Linked DNA regions of Homo sapiens: region 2 is linked to region 1. The links are chromatin loops, found by intact Hi-C in ENCODE. Cell type or tissue: gastrocnemius medialis. All regions are shown on one strand. Each heading gives the region's core, and the rest is flanking DNA. Links, peaks and the distances in the headings are about the cores only. Region 1 overlaps LOC105369705 (a long non-coding RNA gene). Region 2 has its middle 28 kb from the start of BHLHE41.

The links. Peaks named below come from ENCODE experiments on the same cell type or tissue, not always from the same donor. Only the 100,000 strongest peaks of a DNase experiment are listed, where the experiment ranks them.
Region 2: it touches region 1 in a loop (2.7-fold over the local background); 4 of 110 quality-filtered maps call a loop at or near these places.

What each region holds. Positions count from the first base shown.
Region 1 is chr12:26,298,055-26,300,978 of GRCh38, reverse strand. LOC105369705 (a long non-coding RNA gene) reads right to left here. Exons shown (of 6, transcript XR_007063249.1): 3 at 2,554-2,714. Among named protein-coding and RNA genes, the nearest start is that of ITPR2-AS2, 19 kb to the left of the region's middle. In gastrocnemius medialis, for the core only: CTCF peaks have their summits at 1,376 and 1,591; a DNase peak (open chromatin) is centred at 1,756; H3K4me3 peaks cover 689 bases; H3K27ac peaks cover 1,369 bases.
Region 2 is chr12:26,095,855-26,098,778 of GRCh38, reverse strand. No RefSeq gene overlaps it. Among named protein-coding and RNA genes, the nearest start is that of BHLHE41, 28 kb to the left of the region's middle. RefSeq lists a silencer at 1,584-1,653. In gastrocnemius medialis, for the core only: CTCF peaks have their summits at 1,336 and 1,543 (motif pointing left); a DNase peak (open chromatin) is centred at 1,548.

The DNA of each region.
Region 1 (2,924 bases), core at 144-2,643:
TTTGTATGCCTCAGAAACCTGATACATCATACCCTCTAGAGCATTCTTTGCTATCAGTACACCTTCCCAGTTCACCACCAGTAAAAGTTTAACCATCAGATCAACACACTGGGCCAGGGGCTATCTGTGATCCACCTTCCACCAGCAATGGTATCCAGTACCCTCACTGCCAGCTGGAAATGAAACTCTAACTTACTGTGTATTTCCTAGGACTACTCTTAGATTGGGTTCTCTAGAAGGAGACACTAAGACACATTTTGGGGTCAAGCCACATATTATGGATGAACACGCATAAAGGAAGAACAAAGAAACAGGATTAAACAGAGAAAGCTGAAGATGACAGGTAGCTCAAGGGCTAAGATTCCAAGTCAACAATCCTGCAGTGGCTGAAACAACCAGGCCTTTAGACCCACTTTTCTCTGGCATGGATGTAGACCACTCCTGCAAGGATGCAAGGCAAGGCAACTGAGGCAGACCCTGAAGAAGATGACAGCTGGACAATATCAGCTGATCACACTGTCCACAATTGGGTGGCAGGTCATTCCTTGAAGGGGGATCTGGACAACGTACCATAGGCCTGAGCTAAGACAGAACGCAATCAGGAGATGATAGTTGATAGACAGACAGATTGACAAATGGATATAGAGATGTGTGTATGCATATATATATACACACACATATGTATACTTGCAGACCAGAGAGAAGAGGAAGGAGGAGGGGGAGAAGGAGAAAAGAAATTATGGAATAACATTAATATTACTTATAAATCTAGAAGATTAATTTGCAAAGATCAAGGATTATGTGGCTGGATATTTGAAGAAAACAAAGTATTTGGACATACTGGCCAGGAGAAATGTTTTAAGCCTTCTGACAGAATTTTAAAATCTCCCTAATGTTGCAGATCAGTTGGACTTTATAGTGTAAATTTACAGAAGGCCAGTCCCATAAGATTTTGGTCTTTATCTCACAGCCTCATATTGTCAAAGGCAGGTCCAGAGAACATAGTGGGTGCACACCATGGTTTGGGGGTGGCATGATAGATGTGGCTAAGTGCCAAATGGATAAATGTGTCTAGGATGATGGGGACATTGTTGTAATTGCTGACCACGGACTTTAAGTTGAATGGGGCATTGAATGGAGTCAGAAGGGCTCCTATGTCCTGGTGTGACAGAAAGAAATGATAAGTGATTTAATCTAGCAGAAGGGTAGAAGAGGATTTTTAGTTCTTATGAGTGAGTGGAAGAGAGAACAGATGGGGAGGTTTCAAGAGAAAGATGAAAGGACAAATTTGAGATCTTGATTGGGACATCTCCCATGAAAAGACCCAGGATAAAGCTATGCAGGTGGAAAGTTGGTATAGATCCGAGATGAAAGCTGTTAAAATTACATAAGGCAAGAGAATGTGAGGAATGTCACCATCATTGTCATCAAGATGCTTTTAGTAAAGCCTGGAATAATCAGATTTGAATTTCAGGTTCTGCACAGAGCAAGGTAGTAGATGCTATATCTGGCCACTAGGAATTTACAATCTGCCCCCTCTGGGAGGAGATGAAAACCAGTCTCCCCATTCCTGGAAAAAAGACCTCACTTGTTTTTTGCAAACTGAGAGGAACCAGGAAAACATTTTGGTTACAAGTATTAGCCTAAAATGCTAAAATATGTTGAAACCTACTTTGGCGGACTGAGGGACAGAACACATTTTTAAAAACAGACGTCGAATGGCTTCTTCCTCTTTCACTTTCTGCCACAGTGTCTGCTAGGCAAGGAAAATGACTCATTAATAAATTTAGCCCTGGAGGCCTGACTCAGACTCATTCAGAAACCTCTTAACAACCACCTCACCCAATCTTACTCTACTTTAGCTAATGATATTCTCCAGCTTAGGCTGTCAGAATTATGCCTTACACATGGGTAATGGGTTTTATAGCTTGTACTAGAAGTACGCTAATAGTATGAATTCACATTTTAGTGATGTTAAAGCTGAATGAAGTGAATCACCTTAGGCTAAACATCGAAGAGAAGATGAGATCATACTTCTTATCCCCAAAATAGCAAGTGTCCACAGCAAAGCACTTAGCTCTAGAGCAGACACTCCAGTTGATAGGTTAAGGTCTGAACCCAGTGACCTCACAGAAATAACTACTACCAAATTTGAAGAAGTGGTAGCAGCTCTTTTAATGAGCAATTGAAGGGTAGAAATCATTTCTTATGAAATTTTGTATTTTCTGTTCCTAGCACAGAACTTGGTAATAGATATTCAAAGCAGATGTTTGTTAAATGATTGAATAAATGAAGTATCTTAAATAACAATTTTTTGGTGATCACTGTCATCCCAGAGAGGAAATAAGAAAATGCACACTTTCTAGTTAAGGCAAACTGTGCAGTTCTCAACAGTGAACTGTGCTCAGATCTAAGTATCAAGGATAAAGAAATCTATTGCATTGCAGCTCTTCAGTATCCTTGATCTTATTCTTTTGATTAGTGTTGATGCTAATATCCATGTAGTTTCTGGAGCAGAGGTAGGGGAGGAGCTCAACAGGATTTCAAACAGACCTCCAGCTTCCTGGCTTGGGCTCCCCAAAGCTTCAACTTTTTATATTTATCATCGAAATCTCAGAAGTTTCTATGGCATCCTCTGTGGTGTTAGTCCAGGTAGAGAATCATTGTGTATCATTGAGAAGTCAAATCCAACCAATTCATATTTACTGGCACATCTATAAGAAAGTAATTGAAGAGTTACAAGGTATAGGCTTTGCCTCACGTGTTTTAATCTACCTGGGAGGAACAGATATGAAAAATATGAAAAGATGACAATAAAAGCTGTTAATAGCAATTCAAGCTAATAAATACTTGTCACAGGGCAACATATGACATTCATCTCCCCTTTTCTTGATTCCTACCAGACCCCAACTTTATTAAAGTAT
Region 2 (2,924 bases), core at 247-2,746, 200 kb after region 1:
CCATGTTCATTCATGTTGTCACAAATGGCAGAATTTCCTTCTTTTTTAAGGCTGAATAGTATTTCCCTGTGTCTATGTACCACGTTTCTTTATCCACTCATCTGTCGATGAACGCTTAGGTTGCTTCCGTAGTTTGGCATTCACATTCTTGTGAATAATGCTGCAGTGAACATGGGAATGCAGATATCTCTTTTGCATGTTGATTTCAACACTTTTGAATACATACCCAGAGGTGGGATTGCTTGATCATATGGTAGTTCTATTTTTAGTTTTATGAGGACCCCCATACCATTTTCCATAATGGCTGTACTAATTTACATTCTCACTAACAGTGTAAAGGGTTCCCTTTTCTCCACATCCTTGCTAACATGTGTTATCTTTTGTATGTGATGTAGTATCTCATTGTGGCTTTAATTTGCATTTTCCTAATGATGAGTGCTGTTGAGCATTTTTTTCATGAACTTATTGGCCATTTGTGTGTCATCTTTTGAGAAATGTCTGTTCAGGTTCTTGGCCCATTGGTAAACTTCTTTGTTTGTTTTCTTGCTACCGTTTTTCCACCATCTTAAAAGGAAGTAGTTCCTGTAATCACTGAGACCACCAAAAACACCCCTGCAAAATTTCAAATACTATCTAGTAGATGGAACTGTCTCAATTGAGAACCACCACCCTGAAGGTTTATAGTAAGCTGGGATAAAAAGAACTTCTTTATGAAATATTGCCAGAGAATTTGGAATTCACAATAGTGGTTTCTTAGCATGTTATTTAATGGGACTTTCAATCTACATTTTCATTAAATTTGTATTTGGAAAATTGTGTTGGAACAAATGAATGCTATATTGCAAACTATATTTGAGCCAACTCAGTTGTAGGACAATGCTATTCTTATTTTAGCACAAACTGAATAACTCTCCACATCTTTGCAAATATACCCATCTTCACACATTCTGGTTTTTTTTTTTTTAAATAAAGTCTGGACTTCTGGATTCTTGTTCATAGTTAGGACAACCTGATTCTTTAATAATTCAAGCCAAGCTGAGTGAGTGTGGATTTGTAAAGACTGAGTAATCCCTTGACTCAGCAGTTTCCCTCTAAAATCTGTACTCTTCATGAATTACAAAATTAACACTTGGTATCACTCGATAGCTTAGTGTTCTCAGTGCAATGAGTTGTTCCTTTTGATCAAATCCATAGTAGATAAAAATTACCAATTACTACTAGGCTGTACAGAGAAACTAAGTTTAAAAAGATCTTTCAGACCATGTTACTTTGTCACTTCAGAAATGAGCCATGGAGTGTGAGCAGATAAAATATGTTCAATTGCTATTTCTTTATTGGCAAAGAAACACCTTAAATCTTCAGAACGAGCGGCCCATTCTCTTTCAGAAACACTGCAGCAAAGCAAATTAATATAAAGATAAAAAGAAAACTTCTTTAGTAATGTGTTTTCCTTCATTTTTTCAGGATCTCTTCAAGTAAGGATTCACCTAAGGCGCAGCTTTGGAGCCCTGGAAGGTGGCTGGACGGTAGCTGCTGCCCCCTAGTGTAAGACTCGTTGTTACTGCAGACATTGGATTCTTGAAATAACCAGGGACTCTCCCTACCCCCAGGGCCAAGTGAATGGGAAGTAAATTAATGTGCTTTGTTTAAATGATAGAGGTAATTGAGAAAGTTATAGTATATTATTCTTTCAGAATGAATAGTTAGAACACTTTTTGCTGACTCCCTGCAGAAATAGTCGTTTAATGTTTTTCTGTCATTGCTTCAAGTTTAATTTTCTCATCATTTTCTGCTTTTCTCACCTACAAGGTGGCTACAAAATTTGCAGGACCCAGCACTAAATGAAAAATGTGATGCCCTTTGTTCAACAAACAGGAAAAAATGCCACTAAAGGTACTAAAATACCTTTTCTTTTCTTCCATAGTCTCTCTCCTGACTAGTTATGGGGTTTTAAAATTTGCCATTTAATGCCAAATGGAAAATTGGCATTAAATGCCATTAAATGCCAAAGAAAAATGGAAAATTTTCATGATTAGCATAAATGTTACCATTTATCTTTATGATGTGTCCTTTAAGCACAAATATAAGAGCAAATGTAACTTCCATTATGTACAAATATACCTTGTGCTTTTGTATTACCAAAATTACACAATTTGAATTTTGTAGCTCACACATGCATGTATATTTGATTCTTACCAAAATAGTGAAAATGCTGGACAAAACTACTTTGTTTTTATGTCACTTCTTGATTCGTGCATATTCAACCAACACTGTCTGCCTTTGGTGTGCTGATGAGTAAGGAAGGACTGAAACGTAAAGGGACTCTGGGTTGCCCTATCTTTTGCTTTCCTTTCTTGTCAAAATTTTCAGCCTAAGTGCTGGCTGAAGAAGAAAGGATGTGATATAATTTCTGAGAATGCCATTATTTTTATCTGTGTTAGAAGCAAGTTGTGGTTCAAAAGGAAAGAGTGGCCTCTCAGTGTTCTCTCTTGCTCAGCTATAGATATAACACGCCTCCTTTATGAACTTTGAGTCTTGCACTGTGGGCCCCCTGGAATTCTGTGCTCTGGGACACTATGAATTCTGTATGCAGGTGAGGAGGGAAAGCATAGTACGTAGGCATGTTGCATGCATCTCTTCTGCTCACACATGCTCCATTGTCCTATCAGGATTCACTTACAAAACACAAGTTCAAAAATAAAATTGTTAAGCATTTCATGATGCTGAGAGCAGAGCAGTGAACTAAGCACAGGGCCTTTCTGAGTTCTATGCCCTGTACAACCATGCAGGTTACATACCCATGAAGTTGGCCCTAACTTGAATCAATTTCACAAAAGTACAGCCAAAATTAGTTTTTGCTTGTTTGGGCTTCCATTAACTCCCAATAGGAATGTATAATTCAGGCTCTTTGGAAGAATGTGGAG